Regions from separate parts of the Mus musculus genome. Here region 1 is linked to region 2. Evidence: chromatin loops called from intact Hi-C (ENCODE). Cell type or tissue: left cerebral cortex. All regions are shown on one strand. Links, peaks and the distances in the headings refer to the core of each region. The heading gives the core; the rest is flanking DNA.

The links. Peaks named below come from ENCODE experiments on the same cell type or tissue, not always from the same donor. Only the 100,000 strongest peaks of a DNase experiment are listed, where the experiment ranks them.
Region 1: a loop joins it to region 2, with 4 times the contacts of the local background. A loop is called at or near these places in 22 of 42 quality-filtered maps.

Annotation. Positions count from the first base shown.
Region 1 is chrX:150,660,066-150,667,785 of GRCm38, forward strand. No RefSeq gene overlaps it. Among named protein-coding and RNA genes, the nearest start is that of Tro, 6.5 kb to the left of the region's middle. In left cerebral cortex, for the core only: a CTCF peak has its summit at 2,933 (motif pointing left); a DNase peak (open chromatin) is centred at 2,946.
Region 2 is chrX:150,507,284-150,515,003 of GRCm38, forward strand. It overlaps a transcript of Apex2 not described here. Among named protein-coding and RNA genes, the nearest start is that of Alas2, 36 kb to the right of the region's middle. In left cerebral cortex, for the core only: a CTCF peak has its summit at 3,554; DNase peaks (open chromatin) are centred at 3,032, 3,545, 4,334 and 4,568; H3K27ac peaks cover 256 bases.

The DNA of each region.
Region 1 (7,720 bases), core at 1,791-4,290, 150 kb after region 2:
ATTTTACTGCTTTTTTTTTTTTAAGACCAGTAGTGTTCGGTTTTACCTTAGGTCTCTGAGCTAGCTAGCTTCTGGTTCTTGATCACCCAAGAATTGTCGGATACAGGTTCCAAATGTCAGATACGGCTCATGAGTGGGCCTTGGATCAAATCAGACATTGGCTGGTTCATCCCACATGTTCTGTGCCACTACTGCCCTTGCATATTTTGCAGGCAGGACAGATTGTTGGTAAAAGGTGTTATTCCTGCATCGGTGTCCATGTTTTCTTTCAGTAGCCTGCACAGTACCTTCCTACACCCAAGACACTAGAACATGGGGGTGAGAGCTCCTTGTAGGCTTCAGCTCATCTTCTCCATGTTTAATGAGCTGTGAGGGTGTTGTCCTCAGCAATGAGACCCCATGGTCAGTATTCAGAGAGCAGCCCCTTGTCTTGGCAACAACCTGGATTGTTTGGGGATTTCCATGAGATTCCCTTGACTAACACCTCAATTAAATTCTGCTTAGTCCTGCTACTGGAAGACTTGTCTGGCTACAAGTGATGACCAGTTCAGGCTCCATATCCCCCATTACTAAGAGTGTTCACTAGAGTCATCTTCATTTATTCAAGGAAGTTTCCACTGCACTAGGTTTCCACAGACATCCCCAAGTGCTCCCTCACTTCCAAATTGCTCTCCTCATACTCGCTTCCTTCATTCCATCTTCCCTCTACCTGATCCCCTCAGTCCTGTTCCCATATATCCCCAATACACCCATAAAATCTATTCTATTTTCCCCTTCCCAGGGAGATCTCTACATAATCTCCTCTTTACTCAACATCTCTGGATCTATGGATTGTAGTTTGGTTATCATTTACTTAACAGCTAATATCCACTTATAAGTGAATATATACCATATTTATCTTTCTGGATCTGGGTTATCTTGCTCAGTGATTTTTTTTCTAGTTCCATCCATTTGCCTGCAGATTTCATGACTTCATTTTTTAACAGCTGAGTAATAATCCAATGTGTAAATGTACCTTGTAAAAGTATTTTTGTTTGCCTGGCTTGTCATCTCCAAGGCTTACTGCCTCCATCTGTTAACTTAGTCCTAGTCCTGGAAATGTCTAGCCTCCATACAATCTAATCAATGCCTAGAATGTTTTCAGCCTCTGCCTCTGAGACTTGCTACTGAATAAGCTCACCCCTTCCTAGTTCTTTCTGATCTCTGGCTGGCTGGATCAACTCAGTTGTTCTGGCCCCAAACTCCTTTCCATACTAACTGCTTCAACAAACTGGCTTCTTTCAATTCTAACTGCATTTGTCTACTTGACCTCAAACTAACTCTAGCAATCAGTTCTAATCTTCTGGCTCATTCTCATTCTCTGGCTCATTTTGTCTTCACCTGGGTCTAGCTTCTCTCTCTCTCTCTCTCTCTCTCTCTCTCTCTCTCTCTCTCTCTCTCTCTCTCTCTCTCTCTCTCTCTCTCTCTCTCTCTCTCTCTCTCTCTCTCTCTCTCTCTCTGTCTGTGTCTCTCTCTCTCTCTCTCTCTCTCTCTCTCTCTCTCTCTCTCTCTCTCTCTCTCTCTCTCTCTCTCTCTCTCTCTCTCTCTCTCTCTCTCTCTCTCTCTCTCTCTCTCCAACCTGCCTCTGTACAACTCTCTCTGGGAAAACTGCTTTCTCTTTGTCCTTCCGTCTCTCTGTCTCTCTGAGTGTCCCTTTCTCTGTATGTATCTCTCTCTGTCTCTGTCTTTTTTCTCTCTTTGTTTATGTGTCTCTGTCTTTCTGTCTGTCTATGACTTCCTCTCTCTTCTTATGAGAGTTAGGCCTATCCTATTCTATCAAATCTTTCTCCTACTCATCACTTTGTCTGCCGCTCAATTAGACATCACTTTTAAACATGTGTAGAGGGTGCTTCCTTTAGCTTCATTTTTGGGAGATTAAAGGTGTGTACTAAGGGATGTCTATATTCCTGCCAGAGGGATTAAAGGTGGGTGCTAGGGGGTGAGCCATACCACATCTAGAAATATTTCTTTCCAGCAAACAACACAATCCCATGGTCTGCAGTGTGATCGCATATCCTCCAGTGCCACATTTTCTTTATTCATTCTTATGTTGTGGGAATATCTAGGTTGTTTCCAGTTTCTGGCTATTATGAATAATGCTGCAGTAAACATTATTGAACAAATGTCCTTGTGGTAGGATGGAGCATTCCTTGGGTATATGCCAAAGAGTGATATAGCTGCGTCTTGAAGTAGATCAATGTCCAACTCTCTGAAAAATCACCTAATTGGTTTCCATAGTGGCTGTTTTAGTTTGCCCTCCCACTTGCAATGGAGGAGTGTTCCCCTTGCTCCACATCTTCACCAGCATGAGCTGTCCCTTGTGTTTTTGATCTTAGCCATTCTGACAGGAGTAAGATGGAATCTCAAAGAAGTTTTGATTTGTATTTCCCTGATGGCTAAGGATTTTGAACATTTATTTAAGTATTTCTCAGCCTTTTGAGATTCCTCTATTGAGAATATTCTGTTTAGATCTGTTCTCCATTTTTAATTGGGTCACTTGGTTATTTTTTTTAATATAAAGATTCTTGAATTCTTTGCCTATTTTGGATATTAGTCCACTATTGGAAATGGAGTTGGTAAAAATATTTTTCCCATTCCTTAGGCTGCCTCTTTATCTGATTGACCATGTGTTTTGCCTTACAGAAGCTTTTCAGTTTCATGAGGTCCCATTTATCAGTTGTTGATCTTAGAGCCTGAGCCATTGGTGTTCTGTTCAAGAAGTCATATCATGTGCCAATGCGTTCAATGCTGTTCTCTAGTTTCTCTTATATTAGAATCAATGTATCTAGTTTCATGTTGAGGGTGTTCGTTTATTTTTATGTATGTGAGTACACTGTTGCCCATCTTCAGACATACTAGAAAAGGGCATTTAATTCTGTTAAAGATGGTTGTGCGCCACCATGTGGTTGCTGGGAATTGAACTCAGGGCCTATGGAAGAGCAGTCAGTGTTCTTAACTGCTGAGCCATCTCTCCTGCCCTATGTTGAGGTTTTTGATCCACTAGAACTTGAGTTTTTTACAGGGTGATAAATATGGGTATATTTGCATTCTTCTTCATGCAGACATGCAGTTTGACCAGCACCATGTGTTGGAGATGCTGCGTTTTTTTCCAGTATATATTTCTGGTTTCTTTTTTAAAAACCTCAAGTGTCCATATAAGTATGGATTCATATACGGGCCTTCAGGTATGGTCATACCTCCAGTAGTTCTTTTATTGTACAGGATTCTTTTAGATATCCTGGATTTTTTGGCTTTCCATATGAAGTTGAGCATTGCTTTTTTAAAGGCCTGCAAAGAATTGTGTTGAAATTTTTAATGGGGACTACACTAAATCTGTAGATTGCTTTTGGTATGATAACCATTTTTACTATGCTAATCATACTGACACATGAGCATGGGAGATCTTTTCATCTTCTGCTATATTCTTTAATTTCCTTCTTCAGTGATTTGGAGATTTTATCATGCAGGTCTTTCACTTCCTTGATTAGTTACCCCAGAGTACTTTATATTATCTGCAGCATTTGTGGAAAGTGTTGTATCACTGATTTCTCAGGCCATTTGTCATTTGTACACAGGAGGGCTACTGATTTTTATTTTTTTTAGTTAATTTTGTATCTAGCCACTTTGCTGAAGGTGTTTTCAGCTGGAGAAGTTCCTGTAGAAATTTTGGGGTTGCTTACATATTTTATCATATCTTCTGCAAAATACAATACTTTGACTTCTTCCTTTCCCTTGATCTCCTTTAGCAGCTGTCTTATTGTTCAAGATAGAACTTGAGGTACTCTGCTAAATACTTATGGATAGAGTGGGCAGCCTTGTCTTATCCCTGGTTTTAGTGGAATTGCTTTGAGTTCCTCACCATTTAATTTGATGTTGGCTATAGATTTGCTGTAAATTGCCTTTAATGTTTAGGTATGTTCCTTGTATCCCTAATCTCTCCAGGACTTTTATCATGAATGGGTGTTGAATTTTGTCAAAGGTTTAGTCAGCATCTAATGAGATGATCATGTGGTTTTTCTTTCAGTTTGTTTATATGGTGGATCACATTGACAGATTTTCATATGTTGACCCATCCCTGCATCCCTGGGATGAGGTCTATTTGATTATGGTAACTGATCTTTTTGTTGTTCTTGGATTCAATTTGTGAAGCATTGAAAAAAATTTTGCATCAATTTTCAAGAGGGAAATTTGTCTGAAATTCTCTTTTTTTGTTGTTGATTTTTGTTGAGTCTTTGTGTGATTTTGGGTATCAGGGTGACTGTGGCCACAAAAATAAATTTGGAAATGTTTCTTCTATTTATATTTTGTAGTGGATGATCTTGTGGATGTGTTCTTGAGTTCAGTTTGTAATTATTTTATTGAATGTTTTTGCTTCACTGTTCATGAGGGAAATTGGTCTCAAATTCTCTTTCTTTGTTGAGGCTTTGTACAGATTAAGTATTGATAATTGTGCACTCATAAAATGAATCGACCAATATCTCTTATGTTTCTATTTGTGAAATAATTTGATGAATATTGATGTTAACTTTTATCTGAAAGTCTGGTAAAATTCTGCAATAAACAGTCTGGCCCTGGGCTTCTTTTGGCAAGGGCAGGGTACTTTTAATGGCTGCTTCTATTTCACTAGGGGTGATAGGTCCATGTAAATAGTTTATCTGATCTTGATTTAACTTTGGTAAGTGGTATATACCAAGAAAATTATCCACATCATTTAGATTTTCCAATTTGGTGGAATACAGATTTTTAAAATATGTCCTTATGACTCTATGGATTCCTGCTGTGTCAGTTGCTATGCCCCCTTCTATTTTCTGATTTTATTAAATTGGATATTCTCTCTGCCTTTTAGTTAGTTTGGCTAAGAGTTTATCCATCTTGTTGATTTTCTAAAAGAACTAGCTCTTTGTTTTGTAGATTCTTTGTACTATTCTCTTTGTTTCCAATTGGTTGATTTCAGTCCTGAGTTTGATTATTTCCTACCATCTACTCCTCTTTGGTATGTTTGCTTCTTTTTGCTCTAGAGCTTCTAGGTGTGTTGTTAAATAGATAGTATAGAATCTCTTCAAGTTTTTTTATGAAGGTACTCAGTGCTATGAACTTTCCTGTTAGCACTACTTGCATTGTGACCCATAAGTTTGGGTATGTTATACCTTAATTTTCATTTAATTCTAGAAAGTCTTTCATTTCTTTTTTTTCCCTTGTTGACCCTTTTTTAATCTAATAGAGAGGTGTTCAGTTCCCTTAACATTGTAAGCTTTCTGATGTTTGTGTTGTTGAATTCTAGCTTTAATCCATGATTGTCAGACAGGTTGCAGAGAGTTATTTTGTTTTCTTGTATCTGTTGAGACTTCTTTGTGTATGATTATGTGGTCAAATTTGGGAAAGTTCCATGATATGGCACAAAGAAGGTATATTCTTTTGTGTTTTGGTGAAATACTATGTAAATATCTGTTAAGTCCATTTGTTTATAATGTCTGTTAGCTGTAATATTTCTCAGTTTAGTTTTGTTTGGATGGTATGTCCATTGGTGAGAGTGGAATATTGAAGTCGATATGTGATTTAAGCTGTATTATTTTCTTTTACAAAAGTGGGTGCCCTTATGTTTGATGCATAGATGTTAAGAATTGCTGTGTCCTCTTGATGGATTTTTCTTTTGATGAATATGTAATATGCTTACCTATCTCTTCTGATTAGTTTTGGTTTGAAGTCTATTTTGTCATACATTGAAATGGCTATACCAGCTTGCTACTTAGGTCCATTTGCTTGGAATATTTTTTCTCAACCCTTTACCCTGAGCTAATGTGTATTCTTGATGTTGAAGGTGTGTTTCTTCTATTCATCAGAAGGATCCGTCCTGTTTTTCCATCCATTCTGTTAGTCTGTATCTCCTTGCTGGGGAATTGAGACCATTAATACTGAGAGATATCAATGACCAAAGATTGTTGATTTATTTTGTTGTTGGTTGTTTACTCTCTCTCTCTCTCTGCCTCTCTCTGTCTCTCTCTCTCTGTCTCTCTCTCTCTCTCTCTCTCTCTCTCTCTCTGTGTGTGTGTGTGTGTCTGTCTCTCTCTCTCTCTCTCTCTCTCTCTCTCTCTCTCTCTCTGTGTGTGTGTGTGTGTGTGTGTGTGTGTGTACTTCCCTTGCTAGTGCGGGATTATTATTCTGTGTTTACAAGGATGTATCTAACTTCCTTGATTTGGAGTTGTCCCTCTAGCATCTTCTATGGGGCTAGATTTGTAGATAGATTGTTTAAATTTGGCTTTATCATGGAATGTCTTATATTGTCCATCTATGGTGATTGGAAGTTTTGCTAAGTAAGTATAGTAGTCTGGGATGGTAACTGTGGTCTCTTAGAGTTTGCAACACATCTGTCCATACACTTCTGGCTTTTAGAGTTTCCAATGAAACATCAGGTATAATTCTAATAGAACTGACATTGTATGTTACTTGGTCTTTTTCCCTTGGGGCTTTCAATATTCTTTCTTTGTTCTGTACTTTTAGTGTTTGGATTATTATGTAGCAAGGGAACTTTCATTTCTGTTCCACTGTATTTGATGTTCGATATGCTTCTTATAGCTTGATAGGCACCTCTGTCTTTAAGTGGGGAAATTTTTCTTCTATGATTTGATTGAAAACATTTTCTGGGCCTTTGACCTGGGTTTCTTCTCCTTCCTCTGTATCTATTATTCTTAGGTTTGGTCTTTTTATAATGTCCCAGATTTCCTGTATATTTGTATCAGGATTTTTTTTAGATTGAACATTTTCTGTGACTGGTGCAGTCATTGTTTCTCATGTGTATTCAATGCCTGAGATTGTCTCTTCCATGTATTGTATTCTGTTGGAGAAGCTTATCTCTGTACTTCCTGTTCCAATTCCTAAAGTTTTCATTTCCAGATTTCCCTCAGTTAGCGTTTTTTTTTTATTGGTTCTATTTCCATTTTCGTGTCTGGAACAGTTTTATTTATTTCCTTACACTCTGTTTGTGTCCTTGTCTTTCTTTAAGGGGCTTATTTACTTCCTCTAGTTGTTTGAATTTTCCTGGGTTTGTTTAAGGGAGGTATTCATTTCTTACAATTCTCTGTTTGTGTTTTCCTGGATTTAAGGGATTTATTCATTTCCTCTTTAATAACCTCTATTCATATTCATTCATTATCTTAGTCATAAAGTTTTTTTAAAGTCTTTTTCTTGTGCTTCAGCTATATTAAAATATTCAGGGCCTGTTGTGGTAGGTTAGCGCTGCTTTAGAGGATACAGTGCCCTGGCTGTCTTTGATGTGTTTTTTGCACTAGTGCCTAGGCATCTGGGTTTGGGATGATTAAAGTTCTGGGCACTGATTTATGTATTTTTTCTATTGGATAAGTATTTTGTTCTTTGGTTTCTTTTTCTTCTCTGTATCTTTACAGAGTGTGAAGGTTATGAGTTATCTCTTTTACTGGCTTTTTCAGCCAGTGCATTCATAAGGAATGCCTAATGTGTTAGAAGCTTGGTAACTGGGGTAAGTTGGGGGAAGGAAGATCAGAGGAAAAGGTCTTTGTGATCAATTGAGAATGGAGTTAGAGAGGAGGTTTGCTGCTATAGAACTGAAGATGAGACCAGGAGGATTGGATCTTGGGAGCACTAGTGGAGGTAAGGGTCTGTCTGCCTTTAGCCTACTCCTTGCCCTGGTAAGAGCTGCCCTTGGGTT
Region 2 (7,720 bases), core at 2,141-4,640:
AAAGATGACTTTCTTGCTTTTTCTAGGTTATAGTTTCCCTCCTTGTGTTGGAGTTTTCCATCTATGATCCATTGTAGGGCTGGATTTATGGAAAGTCAACATGTAAATTTGGTTTTGTCATGGAATATCTTGTTTTATCCATCTATGGTAATTGAGAGTTTGGCCAGGTATAGTAGCCTGGGCTGGCATTTGTGTTCTCTTAGTGTCTGTATAACATCTGCCCAGGATCTTCTGGCTTTCATAGTCTCTGGTGAGAAGTCTGGTGTAATTCTGATAGGTCTGCCTTTATATGTTACTTGGCCTTTTTTCCCTTACTGCTTTTAATATTTTTTATTTAGTGCATTTTGTGTTTTGATTCTTGTGTGATGAGAGGAATTTCTTTTCTGGTCCAGTCTATTTTTGAGTTCTGCAGGCTTCTTGTATGTTCATGGGCATCTCTTTCTTTACGTTAGGGAAATTTTCTCCTATAATTTTGCTGAAGATATTTACTGGCCCTTTGAGTTGGGAATCTTCACTATCTTCTATACCTATTACCCTTAGGATTGGTCTTTTCATTGTGTCCTGGATTTGCTGGATGTAGAAACTCCTTGGGTTAGGAGTTTTTGCTTCTTGCATTTTCTTTGACTGTTGTGTCAATGTTTTCTACGGTACCTTTGGCACCTGAGATTCTCTCTTCCATCTCTTGTATTCTGTTGGTGATGCTTGCATCTACGACTCTTGATCTCTTTCCTAGGTTTTCTAACTCTATGTTTGTCTCCCTTTGTGATTTCTTTATTGTTTCTATTTCTATTTTTTGATCTTGGATGGTTTTGTTCATTTCCTTCACCTATTTGATTGCGTTTTCTTGTAATTTTTTTTTCTTTTTTTTTGGGCTTTTTTTTTTTGAGACAGAGTTTCTCTGTATAGCCATGGCTGTCCTGGAACTCACTCCGAAGACCGGGTTGGCCTCAAACTAAGAAATCCGCCTGCTTCTGCCTCCCAAGAGCTGGGATTAAAGGTGTGTGCCACCACCGCCCAGCAAGACTTTCTATTGACTTAAACCCACATTTGAGCAGTCTCCTCTGGTGGATAAGCTACAACATCCTTAAAGATTGGTTTTGCCTCTAGATGGCAGCTTCCATTTTGGATTTCCATACACAGAATTTTTAACTGGTGCTTATTCCATGGCCATATACCATATTACTTAATAAGTATCTCTGGGGACGGGGCCCAGACATCACTGTTCCCTCATGCCCCACAGTAGATGAACCCTCTGCATTTATAGTGCCATTATTTTTGACATTACCTGATATTATATTTTGCTATCTCTCAAGTATATGTCAGTTATTATATGTTATAAAGAACTTCTCATTCTAATGTTTTTTTTTGTTCTTTAAATGGTTTCCTAAAACAATCCCACCATTACTGAAATGTAGGAAAGCATCTTTACATTGTTTCTTTGTTCACTGCCAGTATTTTTATCCCAGAGCCCTCCCTTTCTTACTTGATATAAATGTATGAAGAAAAGGGGCCTCACAGAGGAAATGGATGTGCGATTCCGTTGTCTTAGTAACCGCTCCACTTCTAATCTCTCCTGAGTGACTCAGCCCAGGCAGGAACACTGTGCTTAGCAACCAGGAACAGGTAATAGCCTACTTTCCTCTTTGCTGTTCAGTGCTAAGAGGCTGAAACAAAGACATAAAGATCGTTGCCAGGGAGACCAAAGCAGAATCTATCAAAACCATTAAGGAGAAAATGTCAAGTATAATACAAAATGGAAGGCAGATCCATTTTGATACACCCACAATCTTGGATTGAGACGCTTACGTGTTCATTCAAAGGGCTTTTGTCGTGTGCACACAAGTGATTCTTCCTGTACAGATAACCACAAAGACATAATGAATTATTAGAGAAAGGGACACAGGAAAAGGAGAGAAGCCAGGCAGTAATGGGAGAAATAAGTTTTAAAAACCATGTATCTCGCTGGGTGGTGGCTCAAGCTTTTACTCTTAGCACTCAGGAAGCAGAGGGAGGTGGATCTCTGGGAGTTCGTGGTCTACAGAGTGAGTACCCACATAGGCAAGGGTACATGAAGAAACCCTGTCTCAAAAACAAACAAACAAACAAAAAAAAACCCAAGATAAATAAATAAACAAAAGCAAGTATTTCAAGACTCATTTCAACAACCATGCTCTATTTTAGCCCATATTTATATAGAATTGTTAAGCAAGCTTTACATGAAAGAAAATATATCTTCCTTTTGCTTATTAATAATTCCCATTAGGACATACCTGAACCTCAAGAACCTATGCTGTTTCTCTCAGCTCTGCCTTTATTGCACCTCCTGAACAGGCATGCGGGTCAGCTCAGCTGAGCGACAGCTGCTTACAAATAAGAAGGAAAAGAAAAGCTTCTGTGTCCTCATACATTGGCTGTGGGGTTTCTTGCTTATTCGTAAATCACTGATGGCTTACACTGATCCCCATACCAAATGCTGAAGGGAACAAGGGAAGAAAACCTTCCGCCTCTAGCCTTTGTATTAATAAAACCTTGCTTCCTGTCCTGGGGGGTCTCTTTGGGTCCCCCATCCTTATTATCCTGGTTAGTTAGTTAGTTTGTTTGTTTGTTTGTTTGTTTGTTTTTGATAGACTTGATACAAGCTAGAGTCATTTTAGAGGAAACCTCTATTGAGACAATACCTCCAACAGACTGGCATATTGGCAAGCCTGTAGGGCATTTTCTTGAATTAATGATTGATTCAAGACAGCCCAGCCCACTATGTCTGGTGCCAATCCTGGGTCCTGATTTGTGTTCAAAACAAACAAACAAACAACAAACAAACAAACAAACAGGTTGAGTCAAGCAATGGTGGTGCACACCTTCAGTCCTAGCACCCAGGAGGCAGAGGCAGATAATTTCTGGGAGTTTGAAGCCAGCTTTGTCTACAGAGCTAATTTTAGGACAGTTAAGGCATGTGAGGAGGCTAGGTTTAATCCCCAACCCATTATGCATTCTTATCACTGTAAGCTCAACTTCCTGGAATATGCTTACAGAGACACACAGACAGACACATAGACAGACAGACAGACAGACACACACACACACACACACACACACACACACCCCTACTCAAGTCTACGGCCAAGTCTTAATCTTAGAAGACACTGTAGACAGATATGAATACACCTTGTTTGCATAAAACTTTAAAGTGGTTTCACATTAACTTTCAAATTCCCTGGAAATCTCATTATTAGGACACATGTGACATCAGCATGGATCTTCTGAAGTTATTTCAGAGTATAAAAAGGGTGTGTTTGTCAAAAGTGAACACTGATTCTCAGACAAACATATCAGAAAGTAGTTGCCACAGATCATTTCCGCATCAGAAGAATCAGAAGGCCCTGTCTGACCACCTCTTTTCGTCTTTTGTAATAAAAAACATTAGCAGATATATTCAACTGTGTTGAAAAATATAGATACACGTCTAAAGTTCTGTATATAACATTCAAATGGAGGATGGGAGGACTTTAATGGCCTTCAGCAGTCCAGAAGATGCAGTTACTATTTATTACACTAGGGGCAGCAACGTATAAGGAATGGCAAAGTAAGCATTTCAATTACATTTGCACTGCAGTCTGCTAGATGACCAAATATTAATACCTCTTAATTAGACATCTGAATAATCAATAGTTTGGCTATATTTTTCTCATTTTAAGAGGATTTCTTGGGAAATGTCTGGTTCATATCTTTGTTGGGTTTTTTTTTTTTAAGCTAAAAGAAATTCTGTTCCCACCCTAAGCTCAACCCCCACCCCCACCCCAGATAACTTCATGAAGACAGTCTTGTCAGGATTTCATCAGACTCAGACATGGGGTACAATTAGACACTAAGAGTATGGGGCTGGCAGAAAGAATAGAAGGGACCAGAGGCAGAATTCAAGGTCTTTCTGAAGAGCAACTCCCAATTAACCCTGTAGGAAAATGTTTTGTGTGTGTGTGTGCACACGCGCGCACGCGCAAGTGTTTGTGCATGCTTCCCTACAAAATAATTATAAGGATTAATAGACGTCTATATGCTTAGTATTTGCCCATCCTCCACAAGAGCTTACATTTTGAATAGCAATTTTGTTTTTATCTCAAAGGTAACCAATCAAGCACACTCAGCTTCAGTTTCCTTGGTAACCGACCTCTGCTTCCTGTCTAGACTTCTGGTCATGAGAAGAGAGAAATGGAAAAATACTGGACTAAAGCAAGCAGGCTGCAAAATGGTTTTTCTTCTTACTGCAGTCTACTTCTCTGCCATTGTAGTCCACCCCACCCCACCCCCAAACATTAGCGAAGTCTGTTGGTGAGGGGGAGTGAGATGACGTCTACTTTTATGTATCTTTGCCTTTATATCTGCATCAATTTGGTCCTGACTAGTCACATCCTCAGCAGCACAGACATCTTTCTTTGTACTCCATCCCACCTCTCTTTCTTTCTGGGATATATTATTCTTGATTAGTCATAGCATGATCCACCACCTTCTTTTGCTCTCTTGCCCCTTCCCTTCCTGTCTTACTAAAGTAAGGGTGGGGAAAAGGCATGAGATACAGAGGAGACAGAGGCAGGTACTATTCATGGAAGCCCTGCCTTTGGAAAGCCCACGCTTTGTATGTACTAGCTCCTGCTAGTGTATTCGCATTAAATTCTAAAGGGTCCACAGAGACACACACAGAGAGATATACATAGACATATACAAACTCACACAGTCACAGACACACAGGCATGCATGCATGCATGCATACATACAGAGACACACACAGAGAGACAAACACAGTACACACACACACACACCCTAAGTCTGAAGAATTCCTGACAAGACTGTCTTATCATGGAGTCAGGTAGAGTGAAAAGAGCTAAGGGGAGGAGCAGAATTTCTTTTACCTTTAAAAAAACAGCAACAAAAATATGAACCCCAGCACCAAAACATTTCCCAAGAAATCCTCTTAAAATGAGAAAAATATAGCCAAATTATTGACTGTCCAAATTTCTAATAGGTATTACTATTTGGTCAACTATCAGAGTACAATGCAAATGTAAATGAAATGCTTAAATATTTTTTAAAAATCAAAAAAACTTTTTAAATTTTTAATTTTTTTAAAAAAATGGTTTTATTGAAATAAAAATACATTACTTCCCTCTCGTTTATTCCCTTCAGCACCTCCATCCCCACTCTCAGTTCGATTATATTTGTTACACACACACACACACACACACACACACACACACACACACCCTTCTGAGTCAGTTGTTGTTTATGTGTATATGGTTTCAAGGCTGACCATGCAGCACTAGGGCAACTAGTAAGAGGGCACATCCCTGAGAGGCTAATTCTCCTTCTCCCAACATATCTGCCTATAGTTCTCTGCCTAGGGGTGAGACCCTGCAAAATTTCCTCCTTCCGTGTTAACATATGCCACCAATAATGCCATTGCTCCTGTTACACAGCCATTTCTAGGACTGGTTGCTGACAGCAGGCTTCCTACTATTGTGGCTCTTAGAATCTTTACAGCCCCTCTTCTGCAATGTTCCCTGAGCTATATAAAAGCAGCAGCTGTGCTGAGGGTATATCTGTTGGGGCTGGGTTCCCCATGATTTGTTGATCGCTACATTATAGCCAGTTGTGGTTTTCTTTGACGGCTCCCATTGGTTGGAAAGGGAGGCTTCTTTGATGAGGGGTAGCTACAGTTATCTGTGGGTAGAAGGATCAGATTTAGAATGTAAAAGGAATTATGCTTATCTAGCAAACTGGTGGTAGTAGATTCTTTTCTAAAGTCCGGGCCCTCATTATCCTGGAGAAGCTGCCTCGGTTTCCTATACCAGATATGATTTCTCTACTGTTGAGTGGGCCTTAAGACCAATTAGACAGCTATTGGTTGCCATCAATGATATGAGAGCCACTTATTTATTGCATCTTTCTACTATCCTTCCATGCTGGTAACTGTCGTGGTTCATAGGAGTTGCAGATTGGTAGGGGTGTTTAATAGTTGCCCTCTCTTGGCAGCCTGAATAGTATTTTCTGAAACAGTGAAAGCTAGACCACAGGAAAGAATCTTTAAGCTCACATCCAGCTCACGTTATCCAAACCATGTGTTCTGAGTGTGTAGTATTGTATCTTCAGCAACAGGAGCCCACCTTCCTAACTGGTGAGAGGCAACCAAAGGATATATCTATAATCTGTATTGTTTTGGGAAGTCACTAGAACTACCCTGGCCAACCACTTGAAAGGAGGTTTCTTGTGCCTGGTACTGAAGTTTTGTTAGCCTATGGTTCTAGTGGAAAACATGTCAGTCGAAGTGGCTTAACTTCGTTTAATACACATACATACACACACACACACACACACACACACACACACACACACTACATAATTCATAATTTTAGGTAAATATAAAATCATGATTTGAGGCTTTGTCAAAGTCTTGTTCTCTGAAGGACAGCCCTGCCCCATCCTCTCCTGTACAGCACCTGTTCTCACTTGAAACCATCCCACCCTACCCTTCCACTCCTCTAGCTATGCCACCAACCCTCCCACAGTGCACCTCCCTGTGGCATTTATGAGGGTTTTGTACAAATCCACCTTTCTAGCTGGGTATAACAGTGTACCACTCTAATCCCAACACTGGAGAGAGTGAAGCATGACGATTGTAAATTCAGGACCAGCCTGGATCACATAGCTGCCTCACTCATACACATACAAAATGAAAATCTTGGGGTGATGATACATAACTTTAATCTCAGGACTGGGGAGGAAGGAAGAGGAAGAGGAAGAGGAAGAGGAGAAGAAGAAAAGGAAGAGGAGGAGGAGGAAGAGGAGGAGGAGGATTGTGACTTCAGGTCTAATTGGAATACCCAACAAACAAATACACAAACAAACCAGCAAAGCAAATCCAACTTATGATATCCCTCAATGCTAACAAGCCCCAAATATATTGTTCTCATGGCTCTGCATTTCTGGGATCTAATTTTCAGTTGCCATAGGAACCACTCAGGTCCTCTACTTACTGGTCTAAATTGCTACTACAAAAAGGCTCTATATCTTTTTGTCCTGTTAATTCTCGGTTGCCATAGGAACCACTCAGGTCCTCTACTTATTGCTCTAAATTACTGCTACAAAAGGCTCTATATCTTTTTGTCCTGTGTGGCCTAAAACCACACCTGGAAAGAAAACCTGTCTCCTACCCATGGAAGGAGTTACAGAGCCAAAGTTTGGAGCTGAGATGAAAGGATGGACCATGTAGAGACTGCCATATCCAGGGATCCACCCCATAATCAGCATCCAAACTCTGACACCATTGCATACACTAGCAAGATTTTATTGAAAGGACCCAGATGTAGCTGTCTCTTGTGAGACTATGCCGGGGCCTAGCAAACACAGAAGTGGATGCTCACAGTCAGCTAATGGATGGATCATAGGGCTCCCAATGGAGGAGCTAGAGAAAGTAGCCAAGGAGCTAAAGGGATCTGCAACCCTATAGGTGGAACAACATTATGAACTAACCAGTACCCCGGAGCTCTTGACTCTAGCTGCATATATATCAAAAGATGGCCTAGTCGGCCATCACTGGAAAGAGAGGCCCATTGGACTTGCAAACTTTATATGCCCCAGTACAGGGGAACACCAGGGCCAAAAAGGGGGAGTGGGTGGGCAGGGGAGTGGGGGTGGGTGGATATGGGGGACTTTTGGTATAGCATTGGAA